Regions from separate parts of the Homo sapiens genome. Here region 1 is linked to region 2. Evidence: chromatin loops called from intact Hi-C (ENCODE). Cell type or tissue: natural killer cell. All regions are shown on one strand. Links, peaks and the distances in the headings refer to the core of each region. The heading gives the core; the rest is flanking DNA.

Region 1 (8,344 bases), core at 184-8,183, 77 kb before region 2:
TTTTGCAGATGTGGAATTTGAGGCACGAGGGGGCACATCTAATAAGTTACGGAGCTAGGAATTGAATTCAGGCAGTCTGGCACCTGATTGTCTGCACCTAAGGACAAGAATGTACTGCCTCTTCCCCTATCCACATCACTGGTTGGGGTATGGGAAAGAGCACAACTTTTATATGGAAAGCAAGTTGGCAGGAATTCCACTCCTAAAACCAAAAAATACCAAGAAGTAAGGATATGTGCAAGGACACTTATTGCCCCATTTTTTGAAGTGGAAAAAAGTGAAAGAAAAGGAAATTGCTGAATAATTTGTGGTAAATACACATGACAGAATAGTATGCTGCTATGAAAATAAAAAATTAGAATCACGACAGTTGACTTGGATCAATGTTAGTAAAGATAACTTATTAAAAAAATTTTAAATATGCAAACAGAAATATAAATATAATATTCTAATTTTGGTAAAATTGGACAAAAACTGTGTGTGTGTGTGTGTGTGTGTGTGTGTGTGTGTGTGTGTGTATGTGCCTTGATATGATTAAATTACTAGAGAAACACTTCTAGCTTGTTACCATGGGTACCCAGGGGATTGGGCTGGGTACCGATGCAAGTAGGATAAGGAAAACAAAGTGAAAACCAAGTAAAAAATTGGAAAAATAAATACTATTATTAGAAGTGTATATGATCAGCCGGATGTGGTGGTTCATACCTGTAATCCTAGCACTTTGGGAGGCCGAAGCAGGCGGATCATCTGAGGTCAGGAGTTCGAGACCAGTCTGGCCAACATGGCGAAACACCATCTCTACTAAAAATATAAAAATTAGTCGGGTGCGATGGTGGGAGCCTGTAATCCCAGCTACTAGGGAGGCTGAGGCAGGAGAATCACTTGAACTCAGGAGGTGGAGGTTACAGTGAGCCGAGATCGTGTCACTGTACTCCAGGCTGGGTGACAGAGTGAAAGTCTGTCTCAAAAAAAAAAAAAAAAAAAGAAGTGTGTATGATCACATTTATGCACTTTGTGAGATTATGTATAATAAAAATAAATTTAAAGTATCTATTAAATTTTTTGCCCCCTTTTTCGTTAAGTGGGTTTGTTTTTGAGTTGTATGAATTGTTTGTATATTCTGGACACAACTATTTATTAAAGGTACTCATTGAAAATATTGTCTCCTGGTCTGTGACTTGACTTTTAATTTTATTAATGCTGCCTTTTGAAGGGCAGATTATTTAAATTTTGATGAAATTTAAATAATCACTTTTTCTTTTTCATGTTCAAGTACTATTTATGAGTTGTCTAAGAAGTATTTGCCTATTCCCAAAAGTCACAAAGATTTTCTTATGTTTTTTGTAATAGTATTATATAGTTTTTCTTTTTATGTTTATACCTATATTTCATTTACAGTTAATTTTTATATATGATTTCAGATAGGGGCTGATATTTGTTTAGCTTTTAGCCATCAGGGAAATGAATACCATATTTGTAATGGTATCTCATCACTATCAGATACCACTGCAAATCAGCTAGAATGGCTAAAATTAAGAAGACTGACAATACAAGAGTTGACAAGGATATTTAACAACTGCAGCTCTTATCCACTGTTAGTGGGAGTATAAAATGTTACAACCACTTTGGGAAACAATTTGACAATTTCTTATAAATTTACTATGTGCCCCACTTAGCATGTGTCCTAGCAACTTCACTTTCAATTATTTACATGAAAGAAACAACTTGTAAATAAATCTTCATACAGCTTTATTGATAATAGCTCCACTGAAATTAACCCAAATGTTGGTCACTAGGTGAATGGATTAAAAAAAAAAAAAACCTGTGGTGCAGCCGTAATTCTATTCAATAACTTTTTTTAAAAAGTGAACTTAATTCCTGCAATAACATGAATGAATCTCAACAATATTATCCAGAGTGAAGGAGCCACATATATGTTTGTACATATTTTATGTTTCATCTATATGAAATAAGGCCAGTGTAGTTACCTAGGGCAGGCCTGGGGAGGAAGTCATTGCAGAGTTCACAGGGGTACCTTTTGGGGTGATGGAAATGTTCTATATCTTGACTGGGATGATGGTTACACAGAGAGACACATCTCACTTATGGAACTGTACATTTATTTATTTATTTATTTATTTATTTTGAGATGGAGTCTCTCTCTGTCGCCCAGGCTGGAGTGCAGTGGCACAATCTTGGCTCACTGCAAGCTCCACCTCCTGGGTTCAAGCCATTCTCCTGCTTCAGCCTCCCGAGTAGCTGGGACCACAGGCGCCTGCCACCACGCCCGGCTACTTTTTTGTATTTTTAGTAGAGACAGGGTTTCACCGTGTTGGCCAGGATGGTCTCGATCTCCTGACCTCGTGATCCGCCTGCCTCAGCCTCCCAAAGTGTTGGGATTACAGGTGTGAGCCACCGCGCCCGGCCGGAATTGTACTCTTAAAACAAGCCTCTCTTATTACAGGTAAATTACACTTCAATAACTTTTTTTAAAAAAAAGAAGAGTTGACTTTAAAAAATAAAATAGAAACATGAAATAAAGCTCCTGATGAAGGCTCTTTGCCATCAAAACTATCTGTGGTCTGCATTGATGTCTGGCTTCTCTGATTCTTGCCAAACTGCTCATCGCTATTAAGACTAAGTTTCTCTCCAGGTTGATTCAAAGCAACCAATCCAATCTTTTTAACACATTTTTATGTATGTATGTATGTATGTATTTATTTTTAGACATAGGTGGGCCACCGAAGTTCTTTGACTTGCTATTTATTTCTTTCCACCATTATGTCTCCACCTCTCTAGTAGCGCTGAGCCAGTCGACTTATCATTTGTTTGCATCTGCCTTACAGATTTCTACCTTTCAACCTTCTTAATCCTTCACCGGGAATATTATGGCCTGCCCTGGTAAACAATATGTCCCTTCCTCCTTCAAAACATGTTCTAAACTTCTCTCCTAGGGAACTGACATGGTTTGAATGTTAGTCCCCTCTAAATCTCATGTTGAAATGTGATTCCCAATGTTGGAGGTGGGGCCTGGTGGGAGGTGACTGGATTGGAGGGTCTCACTCTGTCACCCAGGCTGAAGTACAGTGATGTGATCTCAGTTCACTGCAACCTCCGCCTCCTGGGCTCAAGCGGTTCTCATGCCTCAGCCTCCCAAATATCAATATCAATATCCCAAGTAGCTGAGACTACAGACATGCCACCACGCCCTGCTAATTTTTGTATTTTTGGTAGAGATGGGTTTTGCCATGTTGGCCAGGCTGGTCTCAAACTCCTGGTCTCATGTGATCTGCCCATCTCGCTCTTCCAAAGTGCTGGGATTACAGGCATGAACCACCATGCCTGGCCCCCAATCCAATCTTTTTAAAAGGAGATTCCTCCACTTCTCTAAAATCTTAGATACATTTACTTTTCAGTCATATCTTATAAACTGCCAACGCCCATCTTTAAAAATTGCAAGTGTGAGTTTCTTGAGCTGACATTCATTATGAATGGGGGCCTAACTTGGGATCTCACAGACAACCATTAACTATTGCTGAACAATCCTAACTTAAAAAATACAATCCCTCAGGCACAGGTAATAGTTTATAAATAATTTATGACACTGTCCCAGCCTTTGACACTCTGAGCAGCCTCTTGTTACCAGGTAAGCCATGGCCACTCAGTGTTTACTCCTGTAGGCTGCCCACTGCAGGTAGAGTCAGGTGAGATAATGATCAGAGAGCAGCGGTTGCTCATTTAAATCACTTGAAGAGCTTTTTAAAAACACTGATTCCCAGGCCCCAACTCAGGCTCCCTAAATCAAAGTGTCTAGCGGTGAGTCCTGGGCATTGATATTTCTAAGAAGCTCTCAGATCACTTGAATGAACAGTCGGGATTGGAAATCACCATGTCAAAGGGAGAGAAAAAAGAGATGTCATTTGGCAACTTCTAAAAAACCTGTACCTGGTGACATGAAACTATTTTTTAAAAAGCAGAAAACAAGTGCCCAGAATCGAGAAGAAAAAGATAAGCATTTTAAAAAATTTTAAAAATAAATGTGTTTAACCTCAGAATTTCCTCTTAATTTGACCGCACAACGAGATTGACACCTATGAACAGTTTACAGACCAACAGTGCACCAGTGAACACAGCCTCAGAATTGCTGGCTGAGTGTGACACAGCCAGATGATATAGGTGGGCCACCGAGGTTGTTTGGCTATTCATTTCTTTCCACCATTATGTCTCCATCTCTCTAGCAGAGCTGAGCCAGTCGGCTTATCATTTGTTTGCACCTGCCTTACTTATTTCTACCTTTCAACCTTCTTAATCCTTCACTGGAAATATTATGGCCCGCCCTGGTAAACAATATGTCCTTTCCTCCTTCAAAACATGGTCTAAACTTCTCTCCTAGGGAGCTGATATGGTTTGGATGTTTGTTCTGTCTAAATCTCATGCTGAAATGTGATTCCCAGTGCTAGGTGGAGGTGGGGCCTGGTGAGAGGTGATTGGATCACGGGCGCAGATCCCTTATGAATGGTTTAGTGCCATTTTCTTGGTGATGAGTGAATTCTTGCTCAGTTAGTTCATAGGAGATCTGGTTGTTTAAGAGATGGATCTCCCCCTTCTCTCTCTCTTGCCACGTGATTCACTTGCTCGCCCTTCAACTTCCACGGTGACTGCAAGCTTTCTGAGGCCCTCACCAGACGGAGATGTTGGCACCACATTTCCTGTATAGCTTGCAAAACTGTGAGCCAAATAAACATCTTTTTTTATAAATTACCTAGCCTCAGGTATTTCTCTATAGCAATGTAAAAAATAACTAATACAGGAGGCTTCCTTGATAGATAGAATGCCTGCTTACATAATGCCTGTAACCTCACTCCTCAAAGCTGATTAGCATCGTCCATCCAGGAGCTTGTAAGAAAGGCATAATCTCGGGCCCCGTTCCAGGCCTACTAAGACAGAATCTGCATTTTAACAAGCTCCCTAGGTGATGAAGAGCTCACTAAAGTGTTTTCCCATCACTCACTGAAACCTCACAAGTGAGGGAGGGCAAGACCACTGGCCGTCCCTGTAAACCACAGGCCTGGTGTTTGGTCTGGGCTGCTTTTTGTAGATGTTAACTGCAGAGCTAATTTTGTTATAAATTTTCTCATGTTCATTCCAGGTTCAAATGGCAGCAAGTTGAAACGTGGCTTCTTCTTGCTTTGTTCTTTCCTCATTTTTTGAGGTACAGGTGACACTAAAAAGGACAGGAGACATCTTGCTTTTCCATATGCCCTAGAAGAGAAAGAAAGTCTTCTCATGCACAGATCAGGAGGAAGGATCAGAGTTTCGCATTTTAAAAACTGAGATAAATTCAGATATCATAAAATCTATCCTTTTGAAATGTACAATTCAGTGGTTTAGTATGTTGACAAAGTCATGCAACCATCACCAATACCTAATTTCAGAAAATTACTATCATCGCAAAAAGAAACCCCATACCAATTATTCACTCCATATTCCTCTTGTCCCCTGCCCCCTGGCAAACACTCCTACTTTTCTGCCTCTATGGATTTGTCTATTCTGAGTATTTCATGTAAGTGGAATCATACACTATGTGGTCTTTTGTGTATACTTTCTTACATGTGGCTTAATGTTTTCAAGGTTCATCCACATTGTAGCATGCATCATTATGTCAGTCATTTTTATGACTGAATCCCATTGTATGGATATACCACATTTGGGTTATCTATTATCATTTGATGGACGTGTACGTTGTTGCCACTTTTTTGTTATTAAGAATAGCAATGCTGGCCAGGCGCGGTGGCTCACACCTGTAATCCCAGCACTTTGGGAGGCCAAGGCGGGCGGATCACGAGGTCAGGAGATCGAGACCATCCTGGCCAACACGGTGAAACCCCGTCTCTACTAAAAAAAAAATACAAAAAAAAAAAAAAAATTAGCCGGGCGTGGTGATGGGTGCCTGTAGTCCCAGCTACTCGGGAGGCTGAGGCAGGAGAATGGCGTGAAACCGGGAGGCGGAGCTTGCAGTGAGCCAAGATTGTGCCACTGCACTCCAGCCTGGGCAACAGAGCAAGACTCTGTCTCAAAAAAAAAAAAAAAAAAAAAAGAATAACAATGCTATGAACATTTGTAACCAAAATTTTTTGTAGACATTTATTTCTAATTCCTTTGAATATATACTTAGTAGTAGGATTTCAGGGTCAAATGGTAACTCTGTGGTTAACCTTTTGAGGAACTGCAAAGCTGTTTTCCAAAGCAGATTCCCCATTTCACACTTCCATAAACAATGTAAGAGGGCTGGGCACAGTGGCTCATGCCTATAATCCCAGCACTTTGGGAGGCTGAGGCAGGAGGATTGCTTGAACACAGAAATTTGAAATCAGCCTGGGCAACACAGGGAGACTCCATCTGTATAAAAAAAGAAAAAAAATGTTAGCCAGGTGTGGTGGCCATTGCCTGTGGTCACAGCTCCTCAGGAGGCTGAGGCAGGAGGGTCACTTGAACTCAGGAGGTTGAGGCTGCAGTGAACCACGTTCACACTATTGCACTCCAGCCTAGGTGAAAGCACAAGATCCTGTCTCAAAACAAAGAAAGAAAATTAAACAACGTATGATGATTCTAAATTCTTCATATTCTTGATTGTTATTGTCCATCTTTTTTATTATACCATCTTAGTGAATATAAAATAGTAGCTCATTGTGGTTTGGGTTTGTATTTCCCTAGTGACTAATAAATTGAGGATCTTTTCATGTGCTGCTGGCCATTTGTATGTCTTTTGGGGAGAAATCTCTACTCAAATAATTGCTCAATTTTTTATTGAGTTATTTATCTTTTTATTATTGAGTTGCAAGAGTTGTTTACATATTCTGAATACCAGTTCTTTTTCATATATATGATTTACAAACATTCTCTCTCATTCTGTGAGTTGTCTTTTCACTTTCTTATTACTGTCCTTTGAAACACACAGTTTTTAATTTTGACAGAGTCCAATTTATTTTGTTGTTGTTGTTATTGTTGTTGCTTGAGCTTTTGGTGTCATATGCAAGGAAACATGGCCAAACTCAAGGTTTTAGATTGGATTTTCTTCTAAGAATTTTGTAGTTTTAGCTCTTATATTTAGGTTTTGAATCTTTTTTTTTTTTTTTTTTTTTTTTTGCCTGTGGATACACAGTTGTCCCAGCACCATATGTTGAAAAGACCATTATTTCCCTCCATTTAATTGTCTTGCCCTCCTTGTCAAAAATCAATGACCATAAACGTGAGGATTTGTTTCTAAACTTTCAATTCAATTTCATACTCTCTTGATTCCTGCTGTTTTGTAGTAAATTTTGAAACCAGGAAGTGTGAATCCTCCAACTTTGTTCTTTTTTAAGATTGTTTCAGCTTTTCTGTTTTTTTTTTAAATTTTGTTATAAATTTTAGGATCAGATTATTGATTTCTATAAGAGTTCAGCTGGGATTTTGATAAGGATTTCATAAATCTATAGCTCACTTTGGGAAGTTTTACTATATTAACAATACTAAGTTTCCCAATCCATAAATATGAAATGTCTTTCCATTTACTTAGATTTTTTAAATCTTTCAACAATGTTTTGTAGTTTTCAAAATATATTTTTACTTTTATACTGAATTGATTTCTAAGCATTTTATTCTTTTTGGTGTGTTTATACATGCTATTGTTTTTTAAATTTCATTTTCAAATTTTTTTTGCTAACCCATAAAATGCAATTGATACTTGTATATCGATTGGGTATCCTGAAGACTTGCTGGACTTGTTTATTAGTTCTAATATGATTTTGTGAATTTCCAAGGACTCTATATACAAGATTATGCTATCTGGGAATAGAGATAGTTTTATTTCTTCCTTCCAAACTGGATGCCTTTTCTTTCTTTTACTTTTCTAATTGCTCTGACAGCCTCCAGTACAGTGTGAATAGAAGTGACAGAAATGGATGATATGGTTTGGATATTTGTCCCACCCAAATCTCATGTTGAAATGTGATCCCCAGTGTTGGAGGTAAGGCCTGGTGAGAGGTGTTTGGGTCATGGCTTGGTGCTGTTCTCATGATAGTAGGTTCTCCGGAGAGCTGGCTGCTAAAATGTGTGGCATCTCCTTCCTCTTGCTTCCATTTCACCTTCTGCCTTAAGTAAAACTCCCTGAGGCCTCCCAGAAGTTGAGAGATGCCAGCCCCATGCTTCCTGTACAGCCTGCAGAACTGTGAGCAAGTTAGACCTATTTTCTTTAAAAAAGATTGCCCAGTCTCAGGTATTTCTTCATAGCAACAAGAATGACCTCACACAGTGGACATCTTTGTCTTCTTCCTTATCTTAGAAGAAAAGCTTTTAGTCTTTC
Region 2 (8,344 bases), core at 190-8,189:
CCTTCTATCCACAGGCTACTAGGAGAATGAATTCTAAGGTTCCAGATATCAAAAGCAAACTGAGCAGAAGTATACCAGAGCTACACCCAGGATCCACTAGGCACCAGCTGAGTAACACTGGACAAGTGCCTGAACCTCTCCGAGTTTCAGTCCCTCGTATGTAAATTGGAAAGGGATCATGAGACATAACACTTGTGGCATAGAGTCTGGCATGTAAGAAATACTTCATATATGTTAGAATTATCACAGTTTTCAAAAGTTTGTTTTGCTCAAATTTTTATTCCTTAAAAAACTGTCATGACCAAAATTTAAAGTATCCAAAAGCTGGGATATAATTTGAGGCAAGGTTACTGGGAAGCCAGTCTACTCTAAGGACACAGAATAGGCTACTCACCTTAGCAATGGAATTTTTATTTGAGGATATACAAGAAAAATGGGGAAAGGAAGATGGCATTATAACTAAGGCACCACAGAGGTAAAGCACAACTAAAGCCACCATAAGGAATGAGACTTGCAAATAGATATGGCCAGCCTGAAAAGAATTTGGGCTTTGAAATCATAAGAACTGGATTTCAATCCTTATTCTCTCATTTACTAGTTAATAACAAGGGAGAAAATATTTAATCTGTTCCTCAGATTCCTGAGCTATAAAAGTCAGGATATAAAATGACGTTCACAGAGCTTCTCTGAGAACTAAATAAGACACATATATGACAGCCCAATGCCCAGCATCTAGAAAGCATTCAATAGCTTTTAACTTGTTTTTCTTCCAAACTATCTGGAAAATAATTTTCTAATTTCAGGGATGATAGGTTGGTCACAGAGCCAGAGTAGTTCTATGTGATTAACTGATGTTCTGCTGGCAGATTAAAATATCACCTCATGAGAACCATAAGACCCGTTCCTTTAAAGTCTTATCATAAAAACATAGCATTTTAATAAAAATAGAAATTAAAAGAAACAATAGAAAATGTCCTCTATCTCTTCAGGGAAGGCCCTCTTAGAAGTTTGTGTCTAGTCTTATTCTTTTAAGACAGGAAGAAACACTGTAATGATTGAAGAAAATGACTCACAGTCTTCAATACTGGAGCCCAGAACTCAGGTCTGGGAGCTAGAAGATATGTTGCTGTCACCCTAAGACCCTCAACCCTCATGTTATTCTTTTCTGTCCACTCCCCCACCCCTCCTCTTTCTCCTTTCAATTTGTTTTTTGCTTCTCTCTTGCCAGTAGCAACAGCTGGTAATATTTAGCTCAATGGTAGTGAAGCTCAGGGCTGTGATACAAAGAATGTGAGATTATTTCTTCCATAAAATAAATATAAGATATTAAGGAACCGGATAGTGATGTTCTGATGCAAAACGGTGACTGCCTCCTTACCTCAGGACACAAAATAAGATCAGTCGAGTTCGCATTATAACACGAGAGGTTTAAGCTCCTCAAAGGGAGGACAGGCCTGATGCGACCCCCTGGCTCGGGCAGTTTAATCTGTTTACTTGATGTGTGCAATGGACAACAGATGCCTGATGGTGGTCCATTCTGAAGTGGTAAGGCAAGAAAGCAAAATCCCGTTGTGGAAGCACTCAGGAAGAGTTGCGCTTTGTTTTGTGTTCTATGAAATTCAAGTCGGGGGCCAGGGTTGGGGGCGGTGGCCTGAGTAGGCCTTTACCACACATAAAACATTAAGGGCAATGCAGATAATTTGATGCATCCACAAATCCTTTTCTTTCTGTAAGTGATTCTCTACTTTGCCAGATTCAGAGAATAGGTAAGAGCCTTTATCTTATATGAAAGTACTAGGCCTGCACAGCTCATTTCCTTATCCAAAAACATACGCTCAAAGTTTCTTTTCTTTACTTTTAAGTTACATAAAATATGGGTCTTGCTCGGGTGGGGGACTGGAATGAAAAAAAATTACATATATCTATAACTCTCTATATATCTATATATCTATATGTAACTCCAACTTTTAAGTAATAATAGATGATATAGACATAACCTGGAAAAAACTGATGCCAAGATCTTGCTCTTGGGTTATGGATGAAAACATCTAAAGAATCAAAGACTTCATAATTAAAAGATTACATCAATTTTAATATAAAATGTATATTTTTAAATCTTTTATAATGAAATTCAGGCTACAGGTCATACTCATTTTCTCTTCCTATATTTTTCTGAATGAGTATGATTACATTCGTGAATATAGAGTCTACAGTATATATAATAGAAACATAATCAATGAAAATTTGTTGATGAGGGATTCAAATCTTCCTCGAAGGGGATTTAGGGGAAATAACGCAGGCTTCGTAATCTTAGAGACAGGTTTTCATCCCACCCCTGTCCCTTATACTGGTTTTTAATTGTACTTGCAAACATTTTATTTTTTTAAAGCAGGCCAAAACCTTGCCTCTGAAATATTGTTTACAATGCTTGTTTGCTTAGCACATCCTCTTTCCATAGAGAGCATGCAGTGAAAATAAACGAAGCCCTTATTCCTATCATCAACATGTACAAAATTAGGGGGTCCAAATTACAAAGTTTCACTCTCCCACACAGAGGAGACTTGTCAGCCCTGAGCTTTTGAGGCACAGAGGGCATATATATTTATTTTTTCATTAAAAACCAATGAATCATTTCTTTTCAGATCAAGACATTGGAAAGAAATCCTATTGGCCCATGACATATTTAGAAAAGGCTAGGCTATTTCTTTTTTTTTTTTTTTTTTTTTCTTTTTTTGCGACAGAGTCTCACTGTCGCCAGGCTGGAGTGCAGTGGCGGGATCTCGGCTCACTCCAACCTCCACCTCCCGGGTTCAAGCAATTCTCCTGCCTCAGCCTCCCGAGTAGCTGGGACTACAGGTGTGCACCACCATGCCCAGCTAATTTTTGTATTTTTAGTAGAGACGGGGTTTCACCATGTTGGCCAGGATGGTCTCAATCTCTTGACCTCATGATCCATCTGCCTCGGCCTCCCAAAGTGCTGGGATTACAGGCATGAGCCACCACACCCGGCTGGCTATTTCTTAAAAAAGAAAAAGAAAAAAAAAGTACAAACATGTGCTTCACAGGAGAACAAAATTTCGTGAAGATGAAACACTCCCTAAATAAGATTGTGTGGCAGAAGAAGATGAAGAATAGAAACATGAACACAATTTCCAAGATGGAAAGGATCTGGAAGACTGGTCCCATCCATATATGTTGTCTTTCTTGCATTTGAATGATAAGCATTGTGATGCAGATTGCCCAGCCTGCAGATTAGTGCCTAGCACACCAAAGGCATTCAACAATATTTATTGAACAAACAAATGAATCTCCTCTGCCCACAAGTTTGTACAGCTGTGGAGACCACCTACCAAAAAGTCCCTAGAAGCCTAAGATGGTTGGGCTTCTTTGATACCTGTTTTGATAGCTGTTAACAGCTGAAACCACTAGGTTAACAGCTTAAACCACTAGGTTCCCCAGATGAAGAGATTAAATCAACATTAATATTTGGTCCATATTCTAATATCCAGGTAAATATATAGACCATGAACTGCTGGTTTTGAAAGTCCTCAGACTTTGGTCTTTTTAGTTCTGAACTGAAATCTCAAAATTCAAGAAAAAAGGCATCAGTACTCAAAAAATCTTATATTTTATGCTATATATTAGATTCTGTTGTTATTAAATAATGATACATACGAATACCTCAGTCTGTTGATATCTATTGAATCTGTTGAACCTGGCAAGACCTACTTTAACATTAAGGACTAAATCTCTAAAATTAATCATGCATGTGACCTTGGACAAGCCCCATTCCTGTAGTGGCATAATGAGAATACCGGACTAGATCAATGGTTCTCAAACTTTGCTGCCTGTTAGAATCACTTTGGGAGCTTTAAAAAAATCTTGATGTGCAGGCTGCACCCCAGACCAATTTAATCAGGCTTTCTGGACACACGAACTGGGCATCATAGGTTATAAATCACCTTCAGGTGATACCAATGAACAGCCTGCAGTGAAAACTACTGGATTAGGGGCCCTCTAAAGTTCCTTGCTCTTCTCAAAGCTGGGATTCTTTAGTTCCAAAAAGGTGAGATGACCTCTCCTGGAACTAGAATTTCTCTCCTTAATATGTAGTCTATCTTTTTCAACCAACTTGGATTAAACTGCCTAAGCACTCCGATATATCACACATTCATGCCCAAACTGCTCTTCAGCAATGCTGGGGCTTGGAGGTTCTGGCTTCTGATAATGCAGGGTTTAAGGAACTAGATTTTTGCTACTGGTCAAAAGCTCCCACTTAGTCCCTGAGGGTGTATGCACCAGGAGTATGTGACGGAAAGTTTTTCTGCTCCTGTAATTTTGTCAGACCTTCAGATGGGTTTGCCTAAAGGACCAAGTAGAAAAGTGTACATATTCACCATTCTCCCTTCTCCTTTCTCCTATACACACGTGCTTTGAAAACAGAAATAGGCAAAGTGCTTTACCTATTCAGTTTCCTTCCCCTGCTTTGCTTTTCTAATGTGAAATCATGTCTCCTATTGCCAGGAGAGGAGTTTCTTGAACTTGTCCATGACAAGCTGGATGATTAAGTTAATTAACTGTTCTGAATTGGTAAGGGCAAGAGTATTCATACTTAACAGGCTCCCACAGTACTGTGCTTAGAACGACTTGCCCATCCTCCCCAATACCCCTGCCCCTGCAATGTAAGAGGTTCTTACATTAGTGCATGAGAGTAGGAGAGCAGGGTCCAGAGGCTTGATTTATTGACAGCCATCAAATGCCAGGTACTTTGTATCACCTTGTTTCAACCTAGGATGCTGGAGCTGTCCCTGTTTTACAATGAAGAAAACCTGGCCTCTGAGAGGCCCCCTGATTTGCCTAAAGGCATACAGTTGGTCAATGGAAATGCCTAGATTTGAACCCAGGTGTAAGTGAGCAAAATTTCACTCTGCTGAGCACATCGTGAATGAGGAACAGATAAAGCAAGAACATGGCTGGGAGAGAGAGTTCATTTCTATTATCTGTTCACCTACACTTAAATTAGGAAGCAGGAGAGTGTACCCAAAAGCTCAGAGAGAGGACAGCCAACTAACTGTGCAGCAGTTCAGAAAGAAGTTTCAGGACTTCCTGAAAGACAGGAGCAGGCCATTCAACTCCTTCCCTCCTTTTTCCTTCACATTCTAACTCAACACAACCCTAGGCTCAGGAACCAGCGCACCCCTCCTTCCATCTACCCTTTTATAGTCAGTCCACAATCCTTATTCCAAAAATAAATCCTCCTGATGAGATGATGAGAGGCAACAAAAAGCAAAGCTAAAAAGTTTTATGCTTTTGTTATGGGACATTATTTGGACAGAATTATTATCATGTTTTTACAAATTTCCCTAAAACAAATAATTCTGGATATACCCAAATTACTCCAGCCTCCTGGCCCAATATGTTTTTGCAATTACTTGGCACTCCAACTCTATGCAACTTAAATTAGTTAACAGTCACCAAGTTATTTTTAGGCCATAGCAACACACACACTCTACTATACCTAGCTTGTTATTTGTACTCCTTAGGAACAAAATTTGCCTTTGTACTGGCACTATCATTTCCTTTCAATCAATATCAATAAAAACATTCTACCATATTTATGGAGTGCTTACCATGTATGTGTATAAAGTTCTGAACACTTTACACACATTAATTCATTTATTTCAGAAACTAACACTTTGAGATAGCTATTGTTATATCCTCTTTTTGTTAATGAGGTAACTAAGGAACTGAAGGATTCAGTTCCTTCCCCAAGGGCACATACCTAGTTAGAGGGGAGCCAAGGCTAGCATTCAGGCTGACTAGATCCGAAGTTCTGCCTTGATTTCTCCATCATTTGCTACAAGGCTAATGTTTGACATTTTAGCCTTGGATGTTAACCAGAGGCTCAGAATAACAACAGCACGTTTATGAATGTAGATATGTCTTTATTTCAGGTATTTTTTAAAATCCTCATAACATCTCTGAGAGAAAAGGGGAGACTTTTATTCCCTTCCCCACCCCACCCCCGAAAAAAGGGCAGAAACAGAATATTTTTCACAGGTCTCTGATTTCTGAGCCTAGCCATCCACTTTGTCATAGAACTCTATTGCCAATAAGAGTATATTTCAGAATTCTTTTCAACTAGGGAAAAGTGTGCAATGTATGGTGCTCAATTCTAAGGAGTGATGAAGTTTTATAGTATAAAGGCCTAACTGCCTGCATGATCAAATCCTCCCCATGGATCATCCTTTTAAACCATTTCCCTCTTCTTCTCACATTCCCCCAGTAAAGGCCTTTGGTACAGAGCAGTCCTATAAAGATTGTAGCAGTTGGTCATTCCTTGTTTTACAACAGCATAGAGCAAGTAGAGGCATGGGCTCTGACATACCAGGGAGGAAGGGGGACACACAGACCCCAAGGAGGCACCTGGAGCCCTCCTACTCCCAGGGAGGGAAGCTCCTCTGTAGACCTGACTGCCAGTCAGTCACAGAGGGATTCGAAGTTGAAAAGCACTTAAAAATGGGTACATGACACTCAAGTGTTTACGAGTGAAAATGTTCATAGTATACTATAAAATATTTCCAGCTTTATTGAATTTGAAACATTAATTTACACATTAAACATACTTAAATACATTAAAACATTATCTATATTTTTAAATATTTCAACAGAAAAGAGAAAGCAAATAGGAAAAATATAATTGTTTAATCTGGTTGATAGGTGTATGGATGTTCATTACACACTTTTCTGCTTTTCTATATGCTTGAAAATGTTTATAATAACATTTTTGAAGGCATATACTGTCTTTAAGAAAAAGGGGCAGTAGACTATTTCTTCCTACCTAAGTAAATGACAAATTATTTCCCTGGACCCAGCTTTACTGAAAAGAAAGGGAGCCTGAAAAACTTTATAGCAAAAACGGTAGCTCTCGTTATGGATGGTCTAGAATTGTTCAACTTTCTTACTCAGTTTGACTAGAAAGCAAGTTTTAGTTGATTAAAAATCAGCTTTGAGTAAAACAATATAATTCTTTCAAAGACCTCACAAATCCCTAAATATTTATTCATTTGGATCATTTTCACCAGGTTGAAGAGAAGCACAGGTCTGATGCCATTTATTCTTTAGAAGATGAGACTAAAACATAGATTCTAGCATAGGTCACAACAGGGAGGGCACTGTAAATTAGAACAGTAACTTAATCCCAGGGGCTGCCATGCCTCTGATCGGTTTCTTCCCAACCTGACACAGCATTACTAAAATGGCAAGTTAGCAGCCGCTCTACTTGACAGACAGCACCAAAAATGGAGAGTATGGCATGGAGACAGGGGGACAAGGATCTTGGACAGGGAGGGTAGCAACCAGTGTTTACAAACATAAACCAGAGCATCAGATGGGCCAGCCATAAATTACCCAAGATTGTACTGAAATCTCTGAAAATAAACTAACAAGCCTTTAGAAGTTTCCTCCTTATGTTCTAACTATGCCCCCCTCCCACCAACTTCCCTGCAAAAATTACTCCTTCCGAAATGGTACCACTACCACTCTTGCTGAAACACAATCTTATCACCAAGGGAGGGGATTACTCAAATAAATCTGAGAGGAGAAGCCAGACCAGAATGGTCTGCTTGACCCACTCAAGAATCTGAGAGAAGTCTGCTGGTCATGCCTTTGGGGAATGCCCACCCCGTCTTTCACCACAGTGGTGCTATGGTATTAATCTCTGGTTTACCAAGTTGAAAGGATAACGAAGGGCATTCTAATATTGACCCATTCCTTTCCCTTCTTTTCCATCTTGGTCCCAATTTTAGGCCATTCTCCCAAAAGATACCAAAATGATAATGATAATTATAAAGTAGAATATAGACCCCTTCACTCCTGAACTACATATTTTCAATGAAATTCCCAGATATTTGAAGAAAAGGCCCCCAAAACTACAAATAATCTAACCTCTACCACCAGAGCATCTTCCAAGTCGACTGCCGCGGTGTCTCACCAACTCGAAAATGACGAGGCCTCGCAGTGGCTGCCCAGGGCGCCCAGTGGTGAGGTCAGCAGTGTGTCCTGCCCCGCCCCATTGAGGCAATCTTACTCTGACACTGAGGAAGAAGTCTAGGCTGTCCAGAATCTCAGCTGCATCCACAGGAAAGGGAGAGAGGATCCTCACTTTCACAAGTAGCACCCAGGAGATTCATTTCTCAATGACTGATGGGTCACCCCTATCCACAACTCCACCCACTGCAAAATAGAGAGTAGGGTCTGCAACTCCTTGTAATCATCCCCATGATTAGGAGGTCTAGGATCATCTTGATCCGTGTTGTTTCCTCTCTTCAGATCATGAAGACAC

The links. Hi-C counts contacts between places; a loop is a spot of excess contacts. Peaks named below come from ENCODE experiments on the same cell type or tissue, not always from the same donor. Only the 100,000 strongest peaks of a DNase experiment are listed, where the experiment ranks them.
Region 1: it touches region 2 in a loop (2.1-fold over the local background); 8 of 110 quality-filtered maps call a loop at or near these places.

The regions. Positions count from the first base shown.
Region 1 is chr1:221,651,796-221,660,139 of GRCh38, forward strand. No RefSeq gene overlaps it. Among named protein-coding and RNA genes, the nearest start is that of DUSP10, 86 kb to the right of the region's middle. In natural killer cell, for the core only: no CTCF peak of the experiment used is centred there; no DNase peak of the experiment used is centred there; H3K27ac peaks cover 287 bases.
Region 2 is chr1:221,728,896-221,737,239 of GRCh38, forward strand. All of the region lies in intron 2 of DUSP10 (dual specificity phosphatase 10), which reads right to left. Among named protein-coding and RNA genes, the nearest start is that of DUSP10, 9.0 kb to the right of the region's middle. In natural killer cell, for the core only: no CTCF peak of the experiment used is centred there; a DNase peak (open chromatin) is centred at 3,363.